Linked DNA regions of Homo sapiens: region 2 is linked to region 1. A link is an interaction called in ENCODE POLR2A ChIA-PET data of the cell type or tissue named here. Cell type or tissue: Panc1. All regions are shown on one strand. Each heading gives the region's core, and the rest is flanking DNA. Links, peaks and the distances in the headings are about the cores only.

Region 1 (15,254 bases), core at 6,762-11,761:
TGATCACAAGAGCCCCTTGGATTTCTAGAGAGGCACAAGTAGGATTTTTCCTAAGAACCTGCACAGGATTTATTAATATGTGTGGGTCACACTGTACTCAGCATTCCACACAAACCTGCAAAGAAAGAAGCACTCCGGGTGAGCCGGAGAGGTCCTCCTTCAGCTACCCCCTGCAGCAGTTTGCTGCTGCATGCTTGCAGCAGACCTAGAGATGGAAACACATAGAAGAGGGCAAACAAAGTACACATACAAAAAAAATAAACACAGATTAAAGATAACGCAAAAAAAAAAACCCACGACAAACTCAAATAAAGCAAAACACACACCCACAATAGTGTATTCAGAAAGAAAGAATTTGTTTGTATCTCTGATTTTACCTAGGTTACTTCCAGTACGACAAGGACCCAAACTATTTTGATTTGTGTTCAGTTTTCCCAAATTAGGATCTTGGTTGATGTACTCAAAGCTGTCTTGCAAGCTATATCCGGAGATGGGGGGGAAAAGGAGAAAGAGGACAAAAACGTCAAGAAGCTACTAAAGCTGTTTTCTAATAGACTTCCAAATATAGACAACGACTGATCAGTCACTCAATACTTTTCTTTATAAACAAAGTCTCACATCTACCAAAGGGAATTAAACTTGCAACTTCAGGTGAATTTGTTGGAAGAAAACAAAAGCTATTTTGGAGGTAGCTCAACCCGTGTAACTAAACAACTGTACTTCTAACAATTTCATATAATATAATGAGACACCAAACTCTAAATTTTGCTTCAGTGACTGACACCCGAGATACTGTTATTCATTTCTACATTTTGCTTTAGCAACTGACAGCCAACTTGTTGACATTCATTTTAAGTATTTTACATAAACTCTCAAAATGAAATTAATTTTTACTCTTGGTTAACATCAATGAGCAATTCAGCAACTTTTTTCAGGAATAAAATGCAACAGAAATTATAATTCTTACAGGAGTTTCATTTCACAACTTCTAAAAAGAATTACTCATAAAAATGTGAGGGAAGCAGATTTTAATAATTTATTGTATTTATTAACAATTAAAGACTTTTGCTGTGTGTAGAGCTGACAAAAACGACGACAGAAAGACTTTGAGAATAATACAGCATAATGAAGGCAAAATAATTTTTACTTAAATCTGCACGTAAGGGAATTAATGCAATAAACGTTCAGGTAATCCCAAGGGTCTGTTAAAAACAAATCTCGCAAGAAATAAATAAAAATTCTCATATTGGCTTAAGTCATGACATTCCAATGTTAAATGTTCAAACTGTTTTGTTGAAGAGTAAGCCAAGACTCACTTAATGGTATTCAAATATATAGAGAAATATTTTTAATTTCCCAGGATAAGAAAAAACAGCTTTTACTTGACCCCTAAGAATGTCCTTTAATTTATAACAAGCGCTTCTTTCAAACTTATCAAAGTACAACTGGTGTTTTGTTGTTTTATTTAAAAAATGAAGTATATGAAATATTTCTGCTTGAAAGTTCAAAATACATGAATGAATATGCCAAAATGAGTTTAAGTTCTCAGATATTTCAGAATAATGTAGCCCCTTCCCTTTTGTTCTTTATTTTTGATTTCCCAGGAAATTAAAAATTGGTGACTGGGTAACAGATGGAGACTCAAAACATATAAAGACAGCCATTTGTCTTTAGGGCCACCTAATAAAGTCAAAGGTCTTTTCCCACTCACTGTTTATAGGACAGTAGCCACTTTTAAAGCCCCTTTGTTAATTTGGACTCATTCTGCTTGTCATTTCAAAATGCCTTATGGCCCTTAAAGAATTAGTCTATCTAGAAATACACACTTTAAAAAATGGGGGTGGGGAATGCAAAATCCTACACTTACTTATTTGTACTTCCACAGAAGCTGCCCATTCTAGCAGAGAAGACTTTACTAATCATCAGTTGTGGAGGAGAACTGTGGAGGGGAAAAAAGGAGAGGGGAAAAATAAATTTATGAGTTAAGGAGTCAATACCACCGTTCCACTTCTCAAAACTAGTAGAAAAGGAAGCCCAGACTCACCGTATGTAGTGTATCTTTAAGGTGGAGCCTTTGTAACTCATGGCAACTGAGCCAAACATCATTTCCCCTAACATGTTGACATCGGAAGCTGGTCTTGTGTACTACATGCAAGAAAACAAAATCAAAGTTAGTACATGGAACATGACATGCAATGCAACAGAAAATAATGTTTATTAATCTCGTTAGTGTCATCGGTGATTAAAACTATTTCTCAAAGCTTCAAGTGGTCATCTTACAATCTTAACTTATAATGGCGATTGCCTATTTTCCCCCCCAAAGTATTACTAATGTTTGTGATTTCTTCTCTGTACACAACATCATCACCTAGGATCCAAGTGTTTTATTAGAGTTCATTTTTATTTGTGTTATGAGAAACAAAGATTACTATTATCTCCATTTATAAACTCTAAATACAAAGATTAAATTATGAAAATAACTGTAACTCTTCTCTTGGTACTAAGAAAACATCCTGAAAAAAATATGGTTCGGTATTATTCAGCCAAATAATTAACAATGTGGAATAAAAAATGCCCATTGCTGCAGATAGGGTTTTATGAGGGCCCAAAAGATAACAGATGGTCTGATAACTCTGAAGTTTTACAAAAGTATTTCAACAACATTTGACCCCTCTAGCTTCTGACCAGTCTTTCTCATGCCTTTACCAACCAAAGAGTGGACTGCCTGCCTCCTCTTCCTCTACTCTCACTGGCTTGTTAATCTACCACAGCCTGACTTTACCTCTTAGCTCAAACTAGTTCAACTGCTCCAATGATGACCTCCTCCCTCTTGGTCAAATCCAATGGACCCTTTCCAGTTTGCTTTATTAAACTTCTCTCAATATATTTGATGCTGTTCATGACTCTCCATTTTGACTCTCTTCTTTCTCAGATCATCCCTTACTGTGGTTTTGCCTGGAGGTCAACCCTACTAACTGCCCGCCTTTTCAACTATTCTTTTGATTTTGATTATTATTTACATAGAATACCTCCTACATCTTTGTCTCTAGACCAAGAGCTCTCCTGGAGCTCTAGAATCGTATACCCCAATACATTCATTCACCTAGTGACATCTGAATGAGTGTCTTGGGATGCAGAATTCTGAGCACCCGTGCTAAGTGCTAGTGACACAATGATGAACAGGACAGGTATGAATGCTGAGCAAACCAGTGTGCCACCAAAGCAACCATGGTTCTGCACCCCGACCTGCCAACTATATTCTCTGTCAGTGTGCTTTCCACCCAAGGAAAAACATGGGAATCACCCTTAACATACTCTTCCAAATCTTTTTTTAAAACTCCAAATACATACACACACACAGACACACAAGCATACATACGCTGACGCACAAATACACACTTACTTATGCACGGTTGCAGAGGCGGAAAGAGAAAGATAAATCTGGGCCGGGCGCGGTGGCTCACGCCTGTGATCCCAGCACTTTGGGAGGCCGAGGCGGGTGGATCATGAGGTCAGGAGATCGAGACCATCCTGGCTAACAAGGTGAAACCCCGTCTCTACTAAAAATACAAAAAATTAGCCGGGCGCGGTGGCGGGCGCCTGTAGTCCCAGCTGCTCGGGAGGCTGAGGCAGGAGAATGGCGTGAACCCGGGAAGCGGAGCTTGCAGTGAGCCGAGATTGCGCCACTGCAGTCCGCAGTCCGGCCTGGGCGACAGAGCGAGACTCCGTCTCAAAAAAAAAAAAAAAAAAAAAAAAAGAAAGATAAATCTATCAGCCCTGCTCAGCTAGGTTCCTCTCTCTCGTTATAGCTCAAACCAACTTCTTCCCACTATATGCAGACAGAAACCAACTGGTTTTCACATTCTTTATTACTAACTTCCACCCACCTCCTTCATTTATAATCTGCTTTTTCTTGGGGTACAAGGGCCACATGCCAACTGTGATTCTCAACCTGCTGAAAATTCTACTCCATACTTTTTAAACTGCAGACTGCTGTGAGACCCTGGAGCACTGTGTCTCAAAAAGGGCAAATGCATGGCACAAATCCTAACTATGAAAAAACAAAGTTCTCCAGACCCATTTGCTGGTAACTTCCCTAGTATTGTTTTTCCAGCAAAATAGTAGAAAAGATTCTACATGGGTTTAAGAAAAAGTTCAATATATCCTCCATCAATTAATATTCTTTTGCCATTCAATATTTATAAAACATTTCTTCCTTTTTATCTTGTTAGCCAATATTTCTCAATAACCTTAACCCCTATCCTTATACACACACACACACACACACACACACCCCACACACACAGTGTAAAAAATGCCATCAGCCTTTTATCCTTCATACTCAGATTAGATCTTGCCATTTCTTTCTGTTCCCATACAAGGCTTTCTTCCTTTTACTGGTATGTTCTATTTTCTTAGGATGCCCATATACATTCCCAGAATCCTTAGGAATTCTTATAACAAAACTGGAAAGTACATGTTTATTATTCTGGATCAGAGAGCAAAGGAAACAAAGCAAGGTAATTTACCTGACTGGCAATATTTCTTCCTCATCCAGTTCACAGTAGGCTGTATTACCTCTGCTTGATTACAGTTTTTATTGGAGATAAAAGCCAAAGAGCAAAAACAACATCGATGTGAAACATTTAAGAGTACTCTGTTGAATACTTGTCCTCATATTCCTGGAGTAGAGCCCTCGAGCAGGCATTATTTCCCAAGGAGAAATTACAGTAAATAACTTTAACCTCAGGGGCTATTCCCACAGAAGGGATGGTTGTACCTGGTACTTTGGAAGCTGTTCCTTAGCATGATGTGAAGATCCCCCAGAAGAACTGTGGGAAGAGATGCTGCTGCTGCTACTGCTGCTGACACTGCTGCTTCCCTGGCAGCACTTGGCTGATATTTTAATAGGAACATCCTCTGTTTTCTAGGTTAAGAGAGACAGGCAAGGTAAAAGATTACTAAGTATATCAGGTTCGTCAACAGTTCTTCATTGGGAATTCCTTTTTAAAAGCATTCTGGTGCCTAGGTTGCATTAAAAAACAGAAGCTTTTTTTTTTCCCCAATAATGACAAAAACATGGTTTGGGATGGCAGAATGCTGAAGAAGGGTTCTAGACAAAAGGAGGTAGGTTATGTATTAAGACTTTATCCTCTTTTAATAATTTAACTATTATTTACACTTCAATTCACATAATTGACCTCTGTTTTGGTTATTTGAGTTTTGATTATTAGCTTTTTAGTATTATGTAGAGTCATAATCCATTACATTGATGAGGAGAAAGATGAGGCTTCAAATCTAAATTTTTACTAAGCAAATGGAACTAATAAAACAAAACTATTAATTTGGGCAGACTGGCTCGTAGGGTTTTTTGTTTGTTTGTTTGTTTGTGAGATGGAGTCTCACCCTGTTGCCAGGCTGTAGTGCAGCGGCATGATCTCGGCTCACTGCAACCCGTGCCTCCCGGGTTCAAGCAATTCTCCTGTCTCAGCCTCCAAGTAGCTGGGACTTACAGGTGCCCACCATCACGCCCAGCTAATTTTTTTGTATTTTTAGTGGAGATGGGGTTTCACCATGTTGACCAAGATGGTCTTGATCTCTTGACCTCGTGATCTGCCCACCTCAGCCTCTCAAAGTGCTGGATTACAGGCGTGAGCCACCGCGCCCGGCCTACTTGTGTTTTTAATGACACACCTCCTCTACTACTCCTTTAAAGGTAACAGGAAGGAAAATCATGAGGTTGAATTTGTAAGGGATGAAACCAAAACCCTGAAACAGGAGCTACTGTGAATTACATAGCATGTGATGGAAATATGGTCTTCAAAGGTTAAAGACAACAGAGGATGCTCTACTATACATTCCCTAGAGTTTGCCACTAATTTTTATCACAGTGACAAACGTATAAGGATAAACCTTTATTAATATTTACCTCTCCCCAAACATATTACTCCCTACAGAAGCTTCCTGCACCCTCTATGATAAGTTATTTCTATTCTGAGTCTTCTTTGCCTTTTTTTTTTCCTTGTGTAGCTTTTGCTTGGAAAAAAACATGAATGCAATTGCAGCTTATCTAATCTCCAATGTGACAGTCACACTGGTGGTCTAATGCAAATGCCTGCAGTCATGTGCTTGATACAAACTCATGACGTTTTGTGCTTGCCAAGGGAGGCTGGGGCGGTGGGGACTGAAAATGGGAAAAGAACGTAAGGAAAACACAAAATGTGCTGGACCACAACTGTCACTCCAGCAATGATGGCATTCAAAGTGGCACTTGATTATTCCTGAGCACCCAGCACTCCCTCAACACGCTAAAGATAAAGCTGTTACTCAATCTCACTTAAGCCAGAAACACAGCCCCTCAGAGGGCCTAAGTGACACGAGGTGCCACTGCTTCAGACTGCTAGACCCTTTGGCTGGAGTACAATGCTGAACAGTCTATAATTGGAGAAACCACCTGGTGTAGTGAATAGAGCACTGACTGGATTCTTTTGTAGCCTTGGGCAAGCTACAAACCTCCTGAACCTAAGATGCCTTTTTGGTTAGATGAATGCTTCTAAGAAAGCCTATGTTTCCAGATTCCAGCATTATCAGTGCTCTGGTACACTGAAGATTCCAGTTCCTTTTGAAAACTTGTGTTTCTTTTCCCCTCCACCTGCCACCACTATGAGCAGCCCCAGTGATAGCTGCTCAACTAGACCATCCATGTGAGGCCTTCAGAGAAATGGGAAATAATTCAAGAAACTAAGAGGTAAACCATCTCCTGTCCACCAAAGGGTCAAGTGCTGGCTCACCTAAATTTCTGTTACAAATCTAACCTGGAAAGCCTACAGTGAATCACCTGAGAGATTTCTTGGTTTCCCCCTCCCTCCCTTCACCTACCTAACAAGCCCAACAACTACTGTAATGATTAGCCACCTGGCAGAACTCCACTTTAAAACACTGTGGAATCCACCCAGCTAAACTGTGTTTAACCAAACACTTCCTTCCTGCAGAAATGATCCTTATCAAAAGCAGGAAAACAACCCCTTGGCCCTGATGAGACAAAGACTGCGTTATAAACTGTTCATTTACTTAGCTGCACATTCTACAAACTGCCAGTATTTGGTCAGTATGGGTAGCAACTTATTGAACATAAAAAGAATGAATACAAGTGGATTTATTTAATTTGTAGGCATCTGAACAAATACTGAAAAGAGAATGAAAGGTCTAAAGTGAATTTACAAGTACCCTGGTATCATATCCAAAAAAGACCCAGAAAGGATCAGACTCTCCTCACCTTAAACATGTTACTTTACCATTCCCATTCTGGTTCCAAGGGATCAAGAGCTGCTCTATCCTCACTCTACCCATTGCTTGTCGCCCACCCTACACCACCACCACCACCACCACTACCACCCAACTCTCCACAAAAAAAATGGGAAATAAATAAAAGCTCCCCTGGTCAGAAGGGTTTGAGAAACAATCCTTTTTGAAGATAACAATGCAGGTTTGCATATGGAAGTCCTGTAAATAAGCAAAGCTGTTTAATTTTGTTTAACCCAGTGCTACTTATTATTATCCATGAGAAACACTGGACAGAATGATCTTCACACTAACACTTTATCACTTTATGAATTTTAGAGTTCTGCTTTCCCATTACATTTGAGGCACTCACTTGGCATCAAAATCTTACTGGATTGCAACTCACCAGCAAATTTACCTCTAGTACTATTAATAGTACACTGCTTAGCTCCTGCCATGATTACTTGCTAACAGTTTCACTTGTGTTTAGCAGTGAGCATACTCATGCCTGTTGGGGGTAGGGCTTTGATTAAAGGATTCAATGCTTGCTTATGTTTCTTCTGAACCATTAATGGCACTGTATAATATAACTCAAAGAGAAGATGATAGATTAATAAATGATTGATCAGAAGGGTGGTTAAAAGCACAAAAGAAAAGGAGAAAGCAAATCAGCATTTCATACCTGAGCTGTCACCTCCTCAATCTTTTGAACAGCTTTAGAGTCAAACAAGACTTGTCTGCCTCTCCTGTCACAGTCCTGGTAAACTATCAGGCGAATCTCATTCAGGTCAAACTCCGAACATGACCAACTGTGGATTAAAAAGGGCAAAAGAAGTTATGTTATCTGCAGCACATGAGATGATCACAGACAGATAAGCTTCCCAGTCACCATGCCTGTGTGCACATCAAAAGGCCACAAGCATGCAGGGCTAGTGATCCCCTCAGAACTGGGGCACCAGTGAGCCTGGGACAGATAGCCTTGTATGTGGATTCCAAAGGGCCATATGAAAATTGCCAGTTTTCATGATAAGGGCTGAGAAGACTGCTTTAAATAATAAATCACTGGAGAGAAAGCTTCTCCTTCCAAAGCCAATTTGGACACAGATGGCAGTCAGAAATCACAAGGACATGCAGAGAAGACTAAATTTGGATGCCTGGGTTCTGGGGACAGCATATCCGAGTTAAAGGAGTGTTAAGGCTTCTGTGTTATTGGGCAGGGAACCATTTGGAGCAAGTCGGTAGAGCCTTCTCTTCTTTCCCTCACCCACACTCAGGTCAAATTAAGAGGAATTACATACCCTAAAATTTATTATCTTCCCCGATTATGGCTAGCTCTAATCCAGGAGTTTCAGAAACCAAGTGCATCACTGTAGAGCACTGGAATTGCTAGCAATTACAGTCAGCAAGAAAGGAAGCATGTTTCTAAGCAAACCAAAAGCAACTGGGATAAAACTGCTCTGAGGAAAACATAGGTTCATTCTTAATAAATTACAGAGTGAGGGAACTACAGAAAAGATAATCATTTAAAAGTGCACTGCTTTGGATATACTCAGTTTTTAACCCATCAGTCCAGTCAACACATATTTGAGTGTCTGTGATGTTCCAGGCACTGTGGTTGCTGCTAGAGACTCAGCAATTAATTAACCAGACAGACCTGGTCCCCACCCTTATGGAGTTCATGATTCAGTGGGGAATGTTAGGCAAATAATCACAGACGAATGTATCACTACAAACTGTGAAAAGTACAAAAAGGAGCAGTAAACAGCTTCAGATTTCCAGATTGAAGGGGTAGGGGAAAGGGACAGAGAAGTCCCTAAGGACTTGAAGTGACATGTAAACACAGACCTGAAGAAGCAAAACAAATGATGCGCACCATAGGAACAGAGAAGGAGGTGGTAAGGTGTAAGACTGCTGCACTGGAGAAGGAAGAAGAAAAAAGGCCAGAGAGTGAGTGCCGTGAGGTGGAAAGGACGGCAGGCAGGGGCCAGGATCATGTTCTCCCTCCATGAGAAGCCAAGGAAAACAGACGCTTGATAAGATCAGGTCTGCACTTTTTGAAAGTTCAATCTGGCTGTTAAGGAAAATGGGGGTGGAAGAGATGAAGACTGGAAGCAGGAAGGCCAAACAGAATTCATAATAAGAGTTCTGGCCCTTCATAATGAAGGCTAGAGCTCCAGCAGCAGAGGTGGGGGAAAGGGGACAGACACTGGTGGCATGCTCAGAGGACAGAGTTGAGCCGGTTTCCCAATGGACTGGAGAGGTGCCCGAGGTGAAAGGGGGCCTTGCTTAGAGAAGCTGAGGGGGAGCTCTGACAGGACAGAGGAGGATAGATGGACACACAGACAGACTAACAAAAGCAAACTGTAAAACTAGGAGATGATATAAATGAAATAAGACACATCTGGATTCAAACCCAAATGCCTCTGGCCTCCTAGTTCTTCATCAGTACAATGAGAATATTAAGGCTGCCCTCACAAAGCTGTCCTACAAAGCGTAAAGTGCCTCACACAAAGTGTGACACACAGTAAGTGCTCCAAAATGGCAATAATTGCCTCAGAGGATTGGTAATGTTATGATTTTTAAAGAAAATTAATACAGTGTCTGGTACTCAATCACAAATTGTGCATTTTTGGTCTTTTCCTTTTTCAGGCAGTTAATACTGAACATGTTCTTTTTGGGTAGCAGATTTGTTTTCTTAAATCCCTACGGCAAAACATATAAAGTTCTGGTTGTACCTTCTTTCAACAAGCTGTGCCCTAAGTTATCACGCCCAGCATCCTTTCCTCCTAATCTTGATAATAATAAGCCAAGTTTATTTTCAAACCATCTTCCCTCTACTCTCAGTCCAGAGGGAGTCCATGTTTCAGGTCTGGCTAATGAGACATGGCCACATGACCCAAGCTGGCTGTGTGAGCCAGCCCCAAAACTCAGTTGTTCAGCTTGTAAATGGTAACCCTGGAGTTGGTGGTGGCTATTTTTGCCATCATGAAGTAAGGGCCTGTCTGAAAATGAAGTCAGCAAAAGTCTGCGTGGAGGAAAGTAGAGGTGAGCAATAGAATGAAACAGATTCCTGGCAGTACCCAAAGCCAGCTGTTCCTGAGTAAGCACTATTCCTGGAATTAGTTCACTGTCACTTACAATCAACACAGTCTGATGACTATGACCCAGACCACTAAATTTTAAAATTACACAAGGCCGAGGCAGGCAGAACACTTGAGGTCAGGAGTTCAAGACCAACCTGGCCAACCATGGCCAACACGGTGAAACCCCATCTCTACTAAAAATACAAAAATTAGCCAGGCGCACTAGTGGGCACCCATAATCCTAGCTACTCAGGAGGCTGAGGCAGGAGAATCGCTTGAACTTGGGAGACAGAGGTTGCAGTGAGCCGAGATCGCACCACTGCACTCCAGCCTGGGTGACAGAGGGAGATTCCGTCTCTAAATAAATAAATAAATAAAATGAGGTCATTAAAAAGGCTCTGAAGCTATATATTATTATAACATAGTACATATGTTGATTTTGTTAAAAGTAAAAAAAATCAGATTTAATTGCCTTGCATTTTCTTTTAAATGAATTTTGCCCTAATAATTACATTTTGCCAAGACAGCATTATAATTTATAACCAAGTTGTTCAATCCTTATTTTTGAAGAATAACACATATTCAAATATCAAACTGAAAACAGCTACTTTAGAAGAGATAAAATTTAATCATGATCATAACACCTTATTAAATGTTTCATGTTATTTTTCAATGAAAAAAGGATGGAAATAAAAATCATGGACAATTGTTCTGATTCAGGAGTCTAAAAATAATTTTTTTAATTTAAAAATTTTTAAAAAGACACAGAGGGGAAAAGTATGTATTTCAGATTGTCTCATTTTTTGATCCAAATGCTTTAAAAGTATTTTATAAGATACGAGTGATGGACACAGTGGCTCGTACCTGTAATCCCAGCTACTTAGGTTGCTGAAGCAAAAAGGATCTCTTGAGCCCAGGAATTCCAGACAAGACTGGATGACATAGCAAGACCCAGACTGTTTAAAATTTTTTAAAAATTAGCTGGTTGTGATGGTATACACCTGTAGTCCCAGCTACTTAGGAAGCTGAAGTGGGAGGATCACTTGAGCCTAGGAGTTCAAGGCTGCAGTAAGCCATGATCATACCACTGCACTCCGACTCTGGTCTTGGTGACAGAGTGAGATCCCGTCTGTTAAACAAACAAACAAAAACAAAACAAAACAAAACGGTCAGGCACAATGGCTCATGTCTGTAATCCCAGGACTTTGGGAGACCGAGGCCGGCTGATCGCTTGAGCCCAGGCGTTTGTGGGCAACAGGGTGAAACTCCATCTTTACTAAAAATACAAAAAGTTAGCTGGGCACGGTGGTACACACCTGTAGTCCCAGCTACTGGAGTGCGGAGGCTGAGGTGGTAGAATCACCTGAGCTCGGGAAGTCGAGGCTGCTGTGAGCTGAGATCGCATCACTGCATTGCAGCCTGGGCAACACAGGGAGACTCTATCTCAAAAAAAAAAAAAAAAAAAAAGAGGAAAACTCTATTCTTCTTACATATGAATACTGTCTTTGGTTTAATACATAAATATAATTTTGACATTGACATTTCCTTTTTTTGGAGACAGGTTTTTGCTCTGTTGCCCAGGCTGGAGTGCAGTGGCGCCATCTCGGTTCACCATAGCCTCAACCTCCTGCTCAAGAAATTCTCCCATCTCAGCCCCCCAAGTAGCTGGGACTACAGGCATGTGCCACCATGCCTGGTTAATTTCTTTGTATTTTTTGTAGAGAGAGGGTTTTACCATGTTGCCCAGGCTGGTCTCAAACTCCTGAGCTCAGGCAATCTGCCCGCCTCAGCCTCCCAAAGTGCGGTGAGACACTGACATTTTAGTATTAGTAGAGGAAAAAACAGTTGCATAATTTGGTAAAGGAAACAGAAGCAGGACAAAGGCCACCAGTGCTTCAGAATGAGACAGGCTTGGGATCAAATCTCAGCTCTGCTTCCCACCGGTTTTATAGTTTTGGGAACTTCTCCCCTAGGAGTACTTATAGGTCCTGTTGTGAAGATTAAAAGAGATAATCTATGGAAATTCCCAGCACACTCCCAGCCCCTTTCCCTGCCATCCCTTATACACAGGACTTGAGCTATTGGTAGCTCCATGGCACACATATTCTCTTCATATTCACATTCACTTCTACATTCAACCAACAGTTACTGTGGAGCTTCCAAGAGCACTGACCACAGTTCCTGGTGCTTTACTGATGACATCTCTTCATATGACTGGGGCCACTCGGCATGATTCAAAAGGGGTATGAAAACAAGCCTTGGGGCTTTTGCCTAAAAATAGCTGACCACTTCAGGGAAATGTATTCTAATCTGAATTATTTCATTTCTGTTTTTGCTGAACATAAAGAATGAACACTGTCCTTGGCATCAGGGTATTATTTATGTCCACTTTATGCCTTCAGGCACAGTAAGAGAAGATGATTTGTCTACCTTTTCTTATTGTAAAATTTAAGCAAAATGACTTATACAGACTCTTTTTGGTTTTAAAATTCCATGATGCCAGGATTTGCCTGGTTAGCATTGAAGCCAGGCCTCATTTCTGAAACTACTCATCAAGATTAGAAAAGCAAGGAACCAAAGTCTCAGTTACTTCCCTGAAACATGACAGACACTAGTTCAAGTGATCTGAAACACAGAAAACAGAATTCTCTTTAAAATATCTAGAGCCATGTACTGTAGTTTAAATTGTGTCCCCAAAAAAGATATGTTCAAGTCCTAATTCCTATACCTGTGAATATGACTTTGCTTGGAAACAGGGTCTCTGCAGATATAATCAAGTTAAGATGAGGCCATACTGAATTAGTAGGCACCCTAATCCAATGACTGGTGTCCTCCTAAGAAGGAGAAAATTTTGGACAAAGACACAGAAGGAATAATGAACAGGGAAGTCACTGCAGACTGAGGGCACAGCACAAACACAAAAAGACAGTTATCACTGGGTGCTTGGGATGTGTCTCCTACAGAAGAACCACACAGCAAATGAGGCTAGAAAGGCACCTGAGGACTACTTGTGAAGGACTTTAAATTTTATGCCAAGGAATGCATCTGTTGCTCTACAAGCTGTGGTGTGCCAATTCCAAGATTTCAAGAAAGAGAATGACACGATCTGACCTGTGTTTTAGGAAGAGAACTAAAGTGATTTGAGAAGACCATTTTCAGGGCAAATGCAGAGGTAGTAGTGACTTGTAAATCCTGGGTTTCAAGGAGTAATGGCCAATAAGCAAAAGAGCAGTAGTTGTATAACATGTTGCAGGGTGATTTGCTATATCCTTTGAGACCAGTTCTAGTGTGGGTGTTGTTTCTTCTCTTGAACTTTTACAGGAATCAGAGTAGAAGTGGTCATGGGTATCCCCATGTGGAAAAAGCATGATCTCTGTTTTTCCTCCTGGTCTCACACAAGGAAGCCTCCCCACACAGTCAAAAATAAGTTTACATAAAGAGTTTAAAGAACAGTCTTGTGATCCAAGAAGGTAAATATTTAAACAGTCAGGAATGATAGGAAACTTTCAATGGTCCAAGAAAAGGCAAAATGAAACAAAACAAAAACAAACAATAATGATGACAACAAAAACTGGCAAAAATACTATCCATTTAACCAGCAATTCCTGTATGCCTACTACTTGGCAAGCATTCTGAGATAAAGCAATGAGCAAACCATAACCCTGCTCCTATGAAACGCAGTTACATTTTCCAACCACTCTTTAACCCTATTCTATATTCTTTTTTCTCTGCCAACCTCCACCGTTTCCTTATTCTCTCAAAAAACACCTTCTAAGTACAAACAGAAATCTCTCAAAAGGTTTGCTCAAGAAGAGTGGGGAGACCCAAAGAGTTACACCCTGAAAATAAATGAAGACTGGGGGTGGAAGAAAAGGGAAAATTAAGCTTGACATAGCAATGAGAGTTCACCCTGTCAGCACAAAATACACATTATTTCCCACCCAGTAAAAGCTGTTTATTTCAAGAAAAAACTTACGTAAATAGATGGCAGTAACAGATTTGGAATTCATTTATCTTTTGCTATGTTAGTACTCTCAGGAAGACTGTGTTGGCTCTCCTTTCTTCCCCTATTTTGCACTTATACAGCCTCAGCTGTGTGAATTGCCTGGAGCAATTTCAGTGGAACTGCATAAAAAATCACCACTGAGTTGCTATCCTGTGGTCAGGAGTATAGTGAAAAGTGCTTAAAGTTCTTATCAGAAGCTTTAATATATATTGATAACATAAAGATATTAATATTAATTTACAAACAATTCCAATTAAATGTAGTCCACTGTTATATTACCAACACAGAGCTATACTGCATGTTGGTTACAATTCTTCCATCTTTAAGAAAGTAGGTGATATGTAAATCCTTTATTCCTTTTGTAAAGGAAAATGTGGAATGAAAGAATAAATATGTTTGATCAGCAGCAAAAGCATGGAACCATACTTCTGAGTTCATTCCTTCTGCACACCTTTGAGTGTGTGGCTTCACACAGGCACCATGAAAGGTACCAGGAACAGAAATTAACTATATCCAGTATTTACCTCAATATGCTTACAACTGGGAAGGGAAAGGCCAACATATAAATATTAAGTTAACTATATTTTTACAGGTGCCAAGATAAATGTCTATAGGGACTTATGGGGACTCTACAGGATAAAGAGGTCAAGTCCACACAGTTGGGTGAGTGATGGATGTGAGTCACAGAAGACATGATGCTTGGGACACGGATTAGGATTCACCAGGGTAAACAGGGCTTCTAACTCTAGCTCTGCTGCCTTCAACCCAGATGATTTTAGAATGCTCCAACCCTAGCGCTGAGCTTTCCCAAAATGCATCTGCCTTATCTACCTCACAAGGCTGTTGGGAAAAACAGAGATTAAGTTATGAAAGCACTTTTAAAG
Region 2 (15,254 bases), core at 3,418-8,417, 72 kb after region 1:
AGGTGGATCACTTGAGACCAGGAGTTCGAGACCAGCCTGGGCAACATGGCAAAACTCCGTCTCTACGAAAAAAATACAAAAAGTAGCCAGACATGGTGGTGTGGATCAATTGAGCCCAGGAGGATGAGGTTGCAATTAGCTGAGATTGTGCCAATGCACTCCAGCCTGAGTAACAGAGTGACAACCTGTCTCAAAAAAAAAAAAAAAGCGAGAAAATATTTACCTATTTCTTAATGCTTCTGTGGTATTTAACTTTGGCTTAGGCACTCAATAAAAACTTGTTCAATTAATGTATATGTTTCAGACTCTGTGGACTTTATTTTACCTCCAGAGGTGAGGTGCTGAGAGGTACAGAAACTCTCTCATACACGCGGTCATGCACACTGCATAAAATTTAGAAAATGCAGAAAAGTACAAAGAAGAATATAATAAGATATCTATTCCACAACCTGGATAGATAGAAATAGGTACAGTTAACATACTTAGGACCTTTCTTTCTTCCTTCTTTTCCTTTCTTGTTATTTATTTATTTGGCAGGGATTTTCATTTTGGGATCTGATGAGACTCCTTAGGTCAGTAGTTTAACAAATACCATTTTTGCTGCTTTTAAATATTTAATTCTTTCTAAATTCATCTAGTTCACGACATAGTCAATAGCCAGTATTCCAGCACCAACTGTATTCTAGCCAGTGACCCTCAAGCGTGTGTTGCACAAGAATTACTTAGGAATTCCATTTACAGATTGTAATTTCACCACAAGCTTTCCCTTCCCCACCTCTCACTTCTTCAAATCCCACTAAAATGACAGTAGAGGAATAAAAACACATTAATCTACAATAATAAAGACAAAGAGAAGGGAGACACAATTAGAATTAGAGATTTCGACAAGTATTTGGACAAAGACACATGTTTGGAAGACGGAAAGTGGGTGAAGAAGTAGTAATTAACTTAGCAGAGAGGAACAGGTCAAAACCTAAGTGTAAAGATAGGGGCCAGTTGCCCTCAGAGATCCTTAAAGTGTCAACATTTGGGATATAGGAGGTGTCACTAAAGGATAGGTCAGGTGTGTAGGCTCAAAACATGGGAGATGTTTGAAAGTCTACACGTAAATAGACCCCAGGTTTTGTGGGTTTTGTTTTTTGTTTTGTTTTGTTTTTTAGAACGGAGTTTTGCTCTGTTGCCCAGGCTGGAATATGTTGGTGCCATCTCGGCTCACCACAACCTCTGCCTCCTGGGTTCAAGTGATTCTCCTGCCTCAGCCTCCCAGTTAACTGAGACTACAGGTGTACACCACCACACCCAGCTAATTTCTGTATTTTTAGTAGAGGTGGGGTTTCACCATGTTGGCCAGGCTGGTCTTGAACTCCTGACCTCAGGTAATCCACCTGCCTTGGCCTCCCAAAGTGCTGGTATTACAGGCATGAGCCACCACGCCTGGCTGACCCCAGGTTCCTTTCTGCACCTACCCTGCACGGCTGGACAACTGTCCCTCAGTGGACCAAAAGAGGAGAATCAAGTGAATGCTCAGCTCCTAGAGAAGTAGAATGGCAGCAGAGAAAAGCTCTCCAGACATTTACAGTTGGGAAAGTCCAGTGAAGAGATGGTTCACCGCTGGAGCATCTATTCATGAACTTCATAAATCAGTACTCCATACAGAGAACTTCAAATCAAGTGTTTGGGGTGTCATTCTTAAATATGAAGGGTAATCCAAGAATCACTAAACATTTGATGAATGCCTCCAAAATGGTAAGGAAAACACATACTTAGAACTAAGAGGGACCTGGAGAAGTGGAGACCATGCAAGGAGAAGGCAACTTCAAAAAAAACTATAATAGGCCAGGCATGGTGGCTAACACCTGTAATCTCAGCACTTTGGGAAGCTGAGGTGGGGGGATCACTCGAGGCCAGGAGTTCGAGACCAGCCTGGCCAACATGGTGAAGCCCCATCTCTATGAAAAATACAAAAATTAGCCAGGAGTGGTGGCACATGTCTGTAATCCCAGCTACTCAGGAGGCTGAGGCACAAGTATTGCTTGAAGCTTGCGGTAAGCTGAGATCATACCACTGCACTGCAGCCTGGGCAACAAAGCAAAACTCCATCTCAAAACAAAAAAAACAAAAAAAACAAAAAAAACCCCTATAATTGATTAATGTCAAAGAGACAAAAAGATATGTCTATAAAACAAATTGGAAGCCATGAAAAAGGAAAGCAAGACAGAGCTCTGAAAATTAAATATACAGTGATGTGAATAAAATAGAAGTTTCAGAAAGATTGGAGAAAACAGGGAACAAATCATCAAAGAAATAATAGAAGAAAATTTTCCAGAACTGAAGGATAGAGGTCCTCATATTGATAGGGCCCACCCAGAACAATTTAAAAACAAAACAATTTCAGGCACATCATCATCAAATTTCAGAACATCTTGGATAAGGAAAATAATTCTGGAATCTTCCAGAGAGAAAAAGCTGATCACAAAAAAAAAAATGGAATAGGACTCAGAAAAGCGTTAGAGTTATCACCAGCCACCCTTGATGATTGAAGATAATGGACTACAACCTAAAAAATTCAGAGGGAAAACTTTTTATCCTAGAATCCTTTATCAAAGTAAACTATAAATCAAGTCATAGAGAATACCCACATTTTCAGATGTACGAGGTCTTAAACATTACATCATCTGTGCATCCTTTCTTACGAAGCTGTTTAGCAAAATAGGGAAGTAAAACAAGAAAATAGAAGATATGGGAGAGAAGATGCAATGAAGAAAAGCAACAAGAAAATTCCTAAGGTTGTAGGAAGGGATGTCCCAGGATCTCTAAAACACAGTCAGGCCAGGGCTGGGTGTGGTGGCTCACGCCTATAATCCCTGCACTTTGGGAGCCTGGGGCAGGTGGATTACTTGAGGTCAGGAATTTGAGACCAGCCTGGCCAACATGGTGAAACGCCATCTCTACTAAAAATACAAAAATTAGCCAGAGAATCGCTTGAACTGGGAGGCAGAGGTTACAATGAGTTGAGATTGCACCACTGCACTCCAGCCTGGGTGACCGAGCGAGACTCCATCTCAAAGAAAAACAAAACAAAACAATCAGGCCAGAGAGGAGGGGGAGGGAAGAGGGCACCAGGAGTAGCTCAGAAAAATGGAACTTAAATGTTTGGGCATAAAAAACATCATTGTTGGCTAGGCGTGATGGCTCACGCCTGTCATCCCAGCACTTTGGGAGGCTGAGGCAGGCAGATCACTTGAGGTCAGGAGTTCAAGACCAGCCTGGCCAACATGGTGAAACCCTGTCTCTACCAAAAAGAAAAATATTAGCTGGGTGCTCTGGCACATGCCTGTAGTCCCAGCTACTCTGGAGGCTGAGACAGGAGAATTGCTTGAACTTGGGAGGCGAGGTTGCAGTCAGCCAAGATAGTGCTACTGCACTCCAGCCTGGGCAACAGAGTGTGTCTCTGTCTCAAAAAAAAAAAAAAAAAAAAAAAAAAAAGTCAATGATAAGTATATGCAAAGACACTGGAACACTGGGAAAAAATTAACAATAGGTAAATGGAAAACCAAACGATGCAATGTGGCAGTTACTAACTTCAGAAAAAAATGAAAGCTATGCAGGAAAAGAGGTTGTAATGCATTATCTGGCTCTGTGCAATACATTGTCTTAATAATTAATGTTGACTTGATTTAACAAAAAGTTATTATACAACTATACTGGGACATGGGGGAAGGAAAGTAAAGTTAGCATAGGGTAGTAAGATCCTACTGTTTATTCACCATGGCAGGAAGTCAATGGACAAGGACTAAAATTGGCTAGTCAAGACATAGTGACATGAGCATATAAATTTTTTAAGATATAGAGTAAAATATCAGTGAAATTAGCTAGAAAAGTTGAGGGTGGTAACCTGTAGGGCTGAGACTGGGTGTGGGAAAGATTGCAATAGGAGACTGTTGTTTTTTTGCTTTTTTTTTGAGACAGGGTCTTGCTCTATCTCTCAGAATGGAATTAAATGGTGCAATCATACCTCACTGCAGCCTCGACCTCCTGCGCTCAAGCGATCCTCCCACCTCAGCCATCCAAGTAGCTGGAACCACAGGCATGTACCACCACACCCTGCTAATTTTTTAAATTTTTTGGTAAAAATAGGGTCTCACTATACTGCCCTAGCTGTTCTCAACCTCCTGGTTCAAGCGATCCTCCCGCCTTGGGATTACAGGCATGAACCACTGCACCCAGCCTGACTATTGTTTTTTTTTTTTTAATTACAATCTTTTTAGTACTATTTGACTTTTAAAATGTTACACATGAATATGCTATTTGTGCATTCTTCTTTGATAAAAAATACAGTCTATCTTAAAATAATCTCATCTGTGGACACTGTTAAAAATCCTATTTCTGGGCCAATCTGGTAAATCTGCAGTGGTGCTCAGGAATCTGAACTTTTAACTAGAACTTCAAGAAATTTGGAAGCAGATGGTCTATGGATGATACTTTGAGAAACAGCACTTAGATCCCTCAAATTGTGTACAAAGTATTGTAGGAATGTGCAGCTTTTTGAAGAGAGTCCACAATTTTTCAGATTCTCTTGTGATGCCTCAAACCTAAACAAGTTTAAAAATTACTGTTCTCTGCCTCCTGCTTGCCTGCCTTTATCCAAGAATAATTGAGATTCCATTACTTATTTAAGATCAAAAGCAGAGCTAATTATTGTTAAGTGAGTTAAACACTTTATAAAATTCATTAAATGATACAGATTGGAAAGCATTGGCTAAATTTTTAGTCCATTGCTTAGTATATTGCTATGGTGAAAACCAGTGCATTACTACTTGCAATGTGTTGGCTAGAAATCTAGGGGCTTGAAAAAGTTAGTATGAATCCATTGTTACCTACCATGATGTTGACCAACCCTGTAGCTAAATTATATTCAGTTGAAAAAAAAGTTCGTATGTGGTTATTCAATAATTTTTAAATGGTTATAACTGCCACTTACAAGTACTATAGTCCAACTGGAAAAATTTAATGCAGGTATTTTGCCAATTGCATACATTTAGACAACACTTTAGTAATTTTATTGTGCAAGCCAGTCTCTACCAAACTTTTTCAACACTTAAAAAAGAAAATTTAGCTAGGTGCGGTGGCTCATGCCTGTAATCCCAGCACTTTGGGAGGCTGAGGCGGGCGGATTACCTGAGGTCAGGAGTTTGAGAACAACCAACATCAAGAAACCCCGTTTCTACAAAAAATACAAATTAGCCAGGCGTGATGGTGCATGCCTGTTATCCCAGCTACTCAGGAGGCTGAGGCAGGAGAATTGCTTGAACCCAGGAAGCGGAGGTTGCGGTGAGCTGAGATCACGCCATTCCACTCCAGCCTGGGCAACAAGAGTGTAACTCTGTCTCAAAAAAAAAAAAGAAAAAAAAAAGAAAAGAAAAAATAGCCACTAGGTGTTGCCACGTTGCCCAGGCTGGTCTCAAATCCCTGGGCTAAGCAACCCTCCTGCCTCAGCTTCCCAAGTAGCTGAGAGTAGAGGCATGTTCCATTATGCCCAGCTTTTTTCAACCTTTAAAAATTTGTTTTTGTCTTTATAAAACACTATAGGAGTTCGTAAGATGTAATTTGGATACATAGCAAAATGTAATTTTATTTTTGGCATGAAATCCAAAACGGAAGGTATTACATTTTGATTTATTTTTTATAAACCCTTATACATTAAGAAATTAGAGAAATTAAGTTTTATTTTTGTGGAAATAAAAAGTATAAAACATTTTTAAAAGAAGATGCATCACATAGAAAAGTACAAACCAGCAAGTGACAAGTTAATATTTGTTGAATGAACAGTAACATATAGTATGACCATTATTTGTATTTAAGCTGATTATGTAGTAATTCACATATCAGAGGTGCCTCATTCATATGTCATCTCTGACATTCTTAGGTGTGGCATACCATTTCTTAAAAGTAATAGCAATCCCATGCATAGCACTTACTATATCTCAAGCCTTGTTCTAAGCATTTTCCTTGTGTGTATCTCATATTTCCTTTAACCCTGGCAACAACCCTCTGAGAGAAGTAGTAGTAGTATTCCCACTTTTTTTTTTTTTAAGAGACAGGGTCTTGCTCTGTCACCCAGGCTGGAGTGCAGTGGTGCAATCATAGTTCATTGCAGCCTTGAACTCCTGGGTTCATGTGATTCTACCACCTTAGTTAGCCTCCTGAGTAGCTGGGATGACAGGCATACACCACCACACCTAACTTTAAAAAAAATTTTTTTTAGAGATGAGGTCTCAGTATGTCACTCAGGCTGGTCTCAAACTCCTGGGCTCAAGCAATCCTCCTGCCTCAGCCTCCCAAAGTGCTGGGATTACAGGTGTGAGCCACTGTGCCCAGCCTCAAATTTGTAATTCTTAAACATAAACAAAATTGCATTGTTCTCAATGACAGATGGAGCTAAATTTAATTTATTCACTCTTATGAATGAAGATTACACTGCAAGAATGAGACAGGTTCAATATTAATTTATATTTTTAATTTTTTAATAGTTGTAAATGCTAAGAAACCTTATTCACATAAATAAGTAGGTGAAAATGGAAGGAGTTTGTAGCAGCATATAATTATAATTTTTTGTTCCAAAATATATTTTTAAAAATCACCATATTCTCCCCATTTACTCTGATGTGATTATTATGCATTGAATACTATATAAAAGTATCTCAGCCAGGCGGGGTGGCTGATGCCTGTAATCTCAGCACTTTGGCAGGCCGAGGCAGGTGGATCACCTGAGGTCAAGAGTTCGAGACCAGCCTGGCCAACATGGTGAAACCCTGTCTCTACTAAAAACATAAAAATTAGCTTGGCATGGTGGCGGGCACCTGTTATCCCAGCTATTCGGGAGGCTGAGGCAGGAGAATCTCTTGAACCTGGGAGATGGAGGTTGCAGTAAGCCAAGATCGAGCCATTGCACTCCAGCCTGAGTGACAAGAGCGAAACTCTATCTCAAAAAAAAAAAAGTATCTCATGTACCCCATAAATATATACACCTATGTATGTATCCACAAAAATTAAAAATTGAAAACTGAAAAAAATCACCATATTCTATCATCAAAAATTATATTGGTGTCCAGCACATGAAAACTCCTTATTAAAAGTTAACATTAACTTCCAATTGTTTTTAAACAGACTTTCTATTCTTTTTTCAGTCTTTTTTAAAGCAGTTTCTGCATTGCTTTAATCATTATAGGTTTACAAGGTATTTTGATATCTGTTAGGGCAAATTTTTCACTTACGCTTTGTCATTTTTTTCCTGTTTTTCTAATTTAAATTTTTATTTTTAATTGACAATAATTGTATATATTCGTGGGGCACTATGTGGTGTTTTAATATTTGTATACATTATGGAATGATTATGTCAAGCTTATCCATCACCTCATATACTTTTTTGTAATTATAGCACTTAAAATATATATATTTTTGCAATTTTGAAATATACAATACATTATTATTAGCAATGGTCACTGAGCTGTGCAATACATCTCAAAAACTTATTCCTCCTAAGTTAAACTTTGTACCCTTTGGTCAACATCTCCCTGTCCCCATCCGACATTCTACCCCCGATCCCTGGTAACTGTACTCTCTGCTTCTATGAGATCCACTTTTTTAGATTCCACATAAAAGTGAGATCACATAGTATTTGTCTCTTTGTGCCTGGCTTATTTCACTTGCATAATGTCCTCCGTCTAGGTTTATCTGTGTTGCAAATGACAAGATTTCTTTCTTTTCTTAAGGCTGAATAGTATTCCATTGTGTATATATACCACATTTTCTTTATCCATTCCTATTGATGGACACTTAGGTTGATTCCATGTCTTGGCTATTGTGAATAGTGCTGCAGTGAACATGGGAGTGCAGACATCTTTTCAAAATACTGATGTCAGTTCTTTTGAATATATACCTGGAAGTGGGATTGCTGGCTATTCTCTTTCAAAAAAATTTTTTTGGCTTATAGATATCTTTCCTAGTAGATTTTATGATTGACTTGTCAAGTTCTAAAAATTTGAGTTGGAGTATTTATTAAAATAAATTAAATTTTAGGTTAATTTCAACATATTTGATACCATTCCATACTGATTCTTCTCACCCAGGAATCCAGTAAGTCTCTCCATTTTACAAGCCTTTTCTCATGTCCCACAATAATGTTTTATAGTTTTCTTTTCATGGATTTCACATATTTCTTTTTGAATTTACAATCACATGTATTTTAGTTACTTTAAATGTATTTTTTATTTCTCCTCCCTCTCTCTCTTCCTTCCTTCCTTTTTTCTTTTCTCTTTCTTTCTCTCTTGTCATCCCAAATAGACTGTAAACTCTTGTAGGATTGGGAATGGATTGCCCTTATAACCTCGTAAGTGCCTAGGATAAAGCCATGCTAGACTGGTTGCTAAGGAAAGAAATACTTGTTGAATAAATAAATAAATGAAAGGCTTGATTCATAAACTAGAAATGCAACAAGAAGAATCTGGGGGCTTCGCCAGGAAAAGCCTCAAAAGAATTACAATCCCTCACAAATGGATAATAAATTGTGGCTTGGTTATTCCATAGGCCAGATCTAAAGAGAAAAAAATGACTTGGTTGTTAGACAAATTCTCCCAATGTGGATTCGCTCAGAGAAGATCCAGAGGAGGTAAATATATGCTTCTGATTTCTTCAGACTTTGAGAAAAAATGCCAACTTTTTCTACCTGTGAGGCCCTTTGAAGCACTATTTCCATTGAATAATAAACAAAAATTTTCTTTTAAAAAGGATGTATGCCTCCTGAATGTTACCGATTTAAGTTGCCTTTTAAATAAGAAATGTGGGCTGGGTGCAGTGGCTCACACCTGTAATCCCAGCATTAGTAGAGACGGGTTTCACCGTATTGGCGAGGCTGGTCTCAAACTCCTGACCTTGTGATCCACCCGCCTCGGCCTCCCAAAGTGCTGGGATTACAGGCATGAGCCACTGCGCCCAGCCCACATTTCTTATTTAAAAGGCAATTCAAATCTGTAACATTCAGGAGGCATACATCCTTTTTAAAAGAAAATTTTTGTTTATCCTTGTATTATTCAATGGAAATAGTGTTTCAAAGGGCCTCACAGGTAGAAAAAGTTGGTATTTTTTCTCAAAATCTGAAGAAATCAGAAGCATATATTTATCTCCTCTGGATCTTCTCTGACCAAATCCACATCTACATGATGTTGGTCCTGGAGATGGGATGAAGGTTCCTTTCGCACCTCATTTTCACTTTTGAACCACTCCTCCTCCCTAAAAATCTCCAGCTTTGAATCTCATGGCATCAGTTTATACCACCTACTAACCCTCATAGTCACTTGCCCTCATTTCTCAGATGTTAGCAGCTCAGTGTGGGGTCACTTTCTCCAACAGTACACATAGCATAATTCTAAGTAATTTTAATATCCAAAATGGTCAGCTTTCATGTCTTAGCCTCAATTTTTTCACCTCCCTTCTTCTTGTGATTGGACCTTTCACCCTGTATCAGCCACTCACTGTGAGATCATACCCTAGACTTTGACATAGTCAGTAACAGTAACTCCATATTCCCCATGCCCAGCATTCTCCATGTCTCATACCCCTACCCCAGCCATTCTTTCACTCCATTGAGGTCTACCATCCCTGATTCTACTACCTTTACTCTATGCCTCCTGATTTTCAGATTCTCTCATTCCTTGTTGCTTAGTATATATCCGTTGGTCAACTGTAATCACTCCCTAGCAGACAGTTATAGTTGTCCACAAAAATCCATCCTCTGCTTTCTCAAAAGTGATAGAATTGTAGCTAAGCACATAGCTAACCATACATATGGCATTTCCTGGGCTTTCTTGCATTTAAGTGTAGCAATCAGACTAAAATTTTGCCAGTGGAATATAAACCGAAGTAATATGTGGCACCTGCAGGCTAGGCCCTTAAAGCAAGGGATTCCTCTTCAAGCTCTTCTTCCCCCTCCTGGTAAATGGTAAAGGATGTGTCTGCCAACCAGTTTCTATGATCCAAATGAGGAAAATGCACTAGGATGTGGAAGAGAAACAAGATGGAAAGACGGATCCCCAGTCCCTAAATGATTCTTTGAAGATGAGACCCAGTGACCTGAAATGGTCACTTCTGACTGTTGCTTGAAGTAGAAATAAATATCTGACTTAAGTCTCAGAATTAATGTTGGGTTGCTTTGTTATAGCAATCTAGCTTTGTTCTAAATAACACAACTCTCAACTTATTTGGTGCTCTCTCACTTGCTAATACTAGCATGGAAAAACCACAACCCTGGTTAAAACTCTATCTCTTCCTCACATGCATTCATCTATGGAGTCTGGCCGGAGAAAACTCTTGATGATTAGATTCTTGGCCACCAAATTCCAGTATGATTTTAATGCTGCCTAGCAATCATACCATATCTTTCTAGCACCTTCACTTCCCACCCTCCTAGACAAACAATTTTTGCCCTTTTTCAGACCTCCAACACTTTGTCCCCCAACCTCACTCTTCACGGATAACCAGCATCTGTTTCATTAAGGGAACTGAGGCTTCAGAAGAGAATTTCAACCACCTCTTCTTTCCCTACCCTCTCACATCTGTGCCCATGTTTTAGTCCATTTTGTGCTGCTGTAAAAAAAAATACCTGAGACTGGGTAATTTATAAAGAAGAGAAATTAATTTTCTCGCAGTTCTGGAGACTGGGAAGTTTAAGGCACCAACAGTTTTGGTTGTCTGGTGAGAGCTGTTCTCTACTTCCAAGATGGCACATCATCTGAAGAGATGCAGGCTGTGTTCTCACATGGTGGAAGGCAGAGGGGCAAGTGAGCCGAATGCTGCATGAAGCCTCATTTATAAAGGGCTTTAACCCACTCATGAGAGAGGAGCCCTTGTGGCCTAATCATCTGTTAAGGCCCCAGCTCTGAGTACTATCACATTGACAACACCTGAATTTTGGAGGGGACACATTCAAACCATAGCAGCCAATATTCTGTCTTGCCTCGCCTCCCGTTATTGTGGATATAATGTCCTGTACTCCTATTTACGACCAGCACTTCCACATTTGCACCAGCTCTCATCCCTTCTTGGCTATTCAAAGACATTTCTCCAAAGAGTCTCCTTTCTCCCCCCACATCATCACATTAAACCGGGTGTGGTGGCTCATGACTATAATTCCAACAACTTGGGAGGCTGAGGTGGGAGGATGGCTTGAGCCCAGGAGTTTGAGATCAGCCTGGGCTACATATCAAGACCTCCATCTCTAAAAATAAAAAGAACTATTTAAAAAATGTTTGGCCTGGCATGGTGGCTCACACCTGCAACCTCAGCACTTTGAATGGCTGAGGTGAGTAGATGGCTTGAGCCCAGGAGTTTGAGACCAGCCTGGACAACATGGTGAGACTCCGTCTCTATAAAAAAAATTTATAAATTAGCTGGGTGTGGTGGTGCACACTTGTAGTCCCAGCTATTCGGGATGCTGAAGTGGGAAAATCGCTTGAGCCCGGCAGGTTGAGGCTGCAGTGAGTCATGATCGCGCCACTGCACTCCAGCCTGGGAAACTGAGTAAGACCCTGTCTCAAAAAAACAAAAAACAGTCCCTCTGATGCCGAGCCGAAGCTGGGCTGTACTGCTGCCATCTCGGCTCACTGCAACCTCCCTGCCTGATTCTCCTGCCTCAGCCTGCCGAGTGCCTGCGATTGCAGGCGCGCGCTGCCACGCCTGACTGGTTTTCGTATTTTTTTGGTGGAGATGGGGTTTCGCTGTGTTGGCCGGGCTGGTCTCCAGCTCCTAACCGCGAGTGATCCGCCAGCCTCGGCCTCCGGAGGTGCTGGGATTGCAGACAGTGTCTGGTTCACTCAGTGCTCAATGGTGCCCAGGCTGGAGTGCAGTGGCGTGATCTCGGCTCGCTACAACCTCCACCTCCCAGCCGCCTGCCTTGGCCTCCCAAAGTGCCCAGAGTGCAGCCTCTGCCCGGCCGCCACCCCGTCTAGGAAGTGAGGAGCATCTCTGCCTGGCCGCCCATCGTCTGGGATGTGAGAAGCCCCTCTGCCTGGCTGCCCGGTCTGGAAAGTGAGGAGCGTCTCTGCCCGGCCACCATCCCATCTAGGAAGTGAGGAGCGTCTCTGCCTGGCCACCCATCATCTGAGATATGGGGAGCGCCTTTGCCCCGCTGCCCCGTCTGGGAGGTGAGGAGCATCTCTGCCCAGCCGCCCCATCTGAGAAGGGAGGAGACCCTCCGCCCGGCAACCGCCCCGTCTGAGAAGTGAGGAGCCCCTCCACCCGGCAGCCACCCCGTCTGAGAAGTGAGGAGCCCCTCCGCCCGGCAGCCACCCCGTCTGGGAAGTGAGGAACGTCTCCGCCCGGCAGCTGCCCTGTCCGGGAGGGAGGTGGGGGTCAGCCCCCGCCAGGCCAGCCGCCCCGTCCGGGAGGGAGGTGGGGGGATCAGCCCCCCGCCCGGCCAGCCGCCCCGTCCGGGAGGGAGGTGGGGTGTCAGCCCCCCGCCCGGCCAGCCGCCCCGTCCGGGCGGGAGGTGGGGGGTCAGCCCTCCGCCCGGCCAGCCGCCCCGTCCGGGAGGGAGGTGGGGGGGTCAGCCCCCCGCCCGGCCAGCCGCCCCGTCCGGGAGGGAGGTGAGGGGGTCAGCCCCCCGCCTGGCCAGCCGCCCCGTCCGGGAGGTGAGGGGCGCCTCTGCCCGGCCGCCCCTACTGGGAAGTGAGGAGCCCCTCTGCCCGGCCACCACCCCGTCTGGGAGGTGTGCCCAACAGCTCATTGAGAACGGGCCATGATGACAATGGTGGTTTTGTGGAATAGAAAGCGGGGAAAGGTGGGGAAAAGATTGAGAAGTCGGATGGTTGCGGTGTCTGTGTGGAAAGAAGTAGACATGGGAGACTTTTCATTTTGTTCTGTACTAAGAAAAATTCTTCTGCCTTGGGATCCTGTTGATCTGTGACCTTACCCCCCAACCCTGTGCTCTCTGAAACATGTGCTGTGTCCACTCAGGGTTAAATGGATTAAGGGCAGTGCAAGATGTGCTTTGTTAAACAGATGCTTGAAGGCAGCATGCTGGTTAAGAGTCAACACCACACCCTAATCTCAAGTACCCACGGACACAAACACTGCGGAAGGCCTCAGGGTCCTCTGCCTAGGAAAACCAGAGACCTTTGTTCACTTGTTTATCTGCTGACCTTCCCTCCGCTATTGTCTTATGACCCTGCCAAATCCCCCTCTGTGAGAAACACCCAAGAATGATCAATAAAAATAAAAATAAAAAAGAAAAGAAAAAAAATAAATAAATAGCAATGTATTCCCCTGAAAAAAACAAAACAAAACAAAACATTTTTTTTTGAGCATACACAAAGGTAGAGAGACAGGATAATGAGCCTTGTATATCCTTAGCCAGTTTCAACCATTAGAAACATTTTATCAATCTTATGTCATTTACTCTTTTTCCCTACATTTTCTAAAGTTTTTTTTTATTTTGACAACCTTGCCTTTGTCTGTTTTCTAAAGTATTTTAAAGCAAATCCCAGACATCATATTATTTTGCCTATAAATACATGGCCGGGTGCAGTGTCTCACGCCTGTAATCCCAGCACTTTGGGAGGCTGAGGCAGGCGGATCATCAGGTCAGGAGATCGAAACCATCCAGGCTAACAAGGTGAAACCCCGTCTCTAATAAAAATATAAAAAATTAGCCGGGCATGGTGGTGGGTGCCTGTAGTCCCAGCTACTCGGGAGGCTGAGGCAGGAGAATGGCGTGAACCTGGGAGGCGGAGCATGCAGTGGAGCCGAGACTGCGCCACTGCACTCCAGCCTGGGCAACAGAGTGAGACTCCGTCTCAAAAATAAATAAATAAATAAATAAATAAATAAATAAATAAATACTCCAATACACATCTCTAACAGATAATGACTTTTACAAATGTCAATCACAACAGCAATGATCATATCTAACAAACCTAAATATACAGCTAGGTTTTAAATTTCCTAGATTGTTTCAAAAAACTTCTCGTTTATGTAGATTTGCTCAAATCAGCCTTTAAACACATTGTATTTGGCTGGTATGTTTTTTAAGTCTTTTGTCATCTCTAACAGTATTCCTCCCCCATGTTTTCATGCCATTTATATGACTTATTTTTAAAAAACAGATCATTGTTTCCTGTAGAAGTTCCTACATTCTGGATTTGGCTGCTTGCATCCTCATGGTTTTGTTTAACATGTTCATCTTTCTTCCATATTTCCTGTGTATTGGTAGTTATATCTAGACACTTGATTCTCTTCTCTCTTGAATTCACTCCACTCACGCTTTCACCATGTTGGGGCTCAGAACAGGATCCCCCAAAGTATGGCACTTTGCCATGCTATGTATTTGGAATGAAAGGAGATTTCAAGGCCTCAGAAGCAAGGTCTCTCTGACATTCTTCTATTCTCCTGTCTCTCACCCCATTTTCTCCCCAAAAGCAAATCATGGAAATCAGAATTCTCTTCCCCAAGGTGGTTCACAGAAATGAGAACTCCTGTCCCAAAAGCAAGCCATAAAACCTAGACAGGTTACGCTCTCCCTTCCTCCTTCTCTCTTCTCCCTAGAAGACCCTCGCTCCAGAGGGGTCCTGCCCCCCACCAGAGAGGAAGAAACGTTACGCAGAGAGACCAAGAAAAATCTGAACAGAGAGGACTTGCTGGATATCCCCTCTTAGCCTGTTACTATTAGAGCATACACTTTTTGTCTGTAAACACATTTCTACATGGCTGTCCATTCTTTGTTGAATCTACACATAAAAATAGTTCCCCCAGGATTTTAGGGCTTCATTTCTGAAGCCTCTTGTGTTATGTAAAACTTTGATTATATGAATCTGTTATGCTTTTCTCTTGTTAACCTGCGTTTTGTTATAGGAATGTCAGCTGTGACCCTTATGATGGGGAGGAAAGGTACCACCTTCCTCTTCCTGCAACTACAACTGTTGCTCTAAAGCTATGTGTGTCTTCAAGTTTGTTAGTGACCTGTGTTGCTAACTCTAATGGTCTCAACCCTCATCTTCCCCAATCCATCAGCAGTATTTGACACTATCGATCACTTTCTCCGCATTGGTGGGTTTCATTATTAGGCTTACAGGACACCACACTTTCGTTGTTTTACTTTTACCTCATTTTTTGCTCCCTGTCAATCTCTTTTCCTGCTGGCTCCTCTTTATGATTCCTACCTCTAAATGGTGGCATGCTCTCGGATTAGTTCTTATTCTCTTTTC

The links. Peaks named below come from ENCODE experiments on the same cell type or tissue, not always from the same donor. Only the 100,000 strongest peaks of a DNase experiment are listed, where the experiment ranks them.
Region 2: POLR2A ChIA-PET joins it to region 1 with 13 read pairs; 10 of 35 experiments call an interaction of 5 or more read pairs at or near these places.

Annotation. Positions count from the first base shown.
Region 1 is chr4:158,818,752-158,834,005 of GRCh38, reverse strand. FNIP2 (folliculin interacting protein 2) reads right to left here. Exons shown (of 17, transcript NM_020840.3): 2 at 7,964-8,090; 3 at 4,781-4,927; 4 at 2,045-2,145; 5 at 1,868-1,939; 6 at 378-478. Among named protein-coding and RNA genes, the nearest start is that of FNIP2, 57 kb to the right of the region's middle. In Panc1, for the core only: no CTCF peak of the experiment used is centred there; no DNase peak of the experiment used is centred there; H3K27ac peaks cover 1,241 bases.
Region 2 is chr4:158,743,812-158,759,065 of GRCh38, reverse strand. No RefSeq gene overlaps it. Among named protein-coding and RNA genes, the nearest start is that of FNIP2, 18 kb to the left of the region's middle. In Panc1, for the core only: no CTCF peak of the experiment used is centred there; no DNase peak of the experiment used is centred there.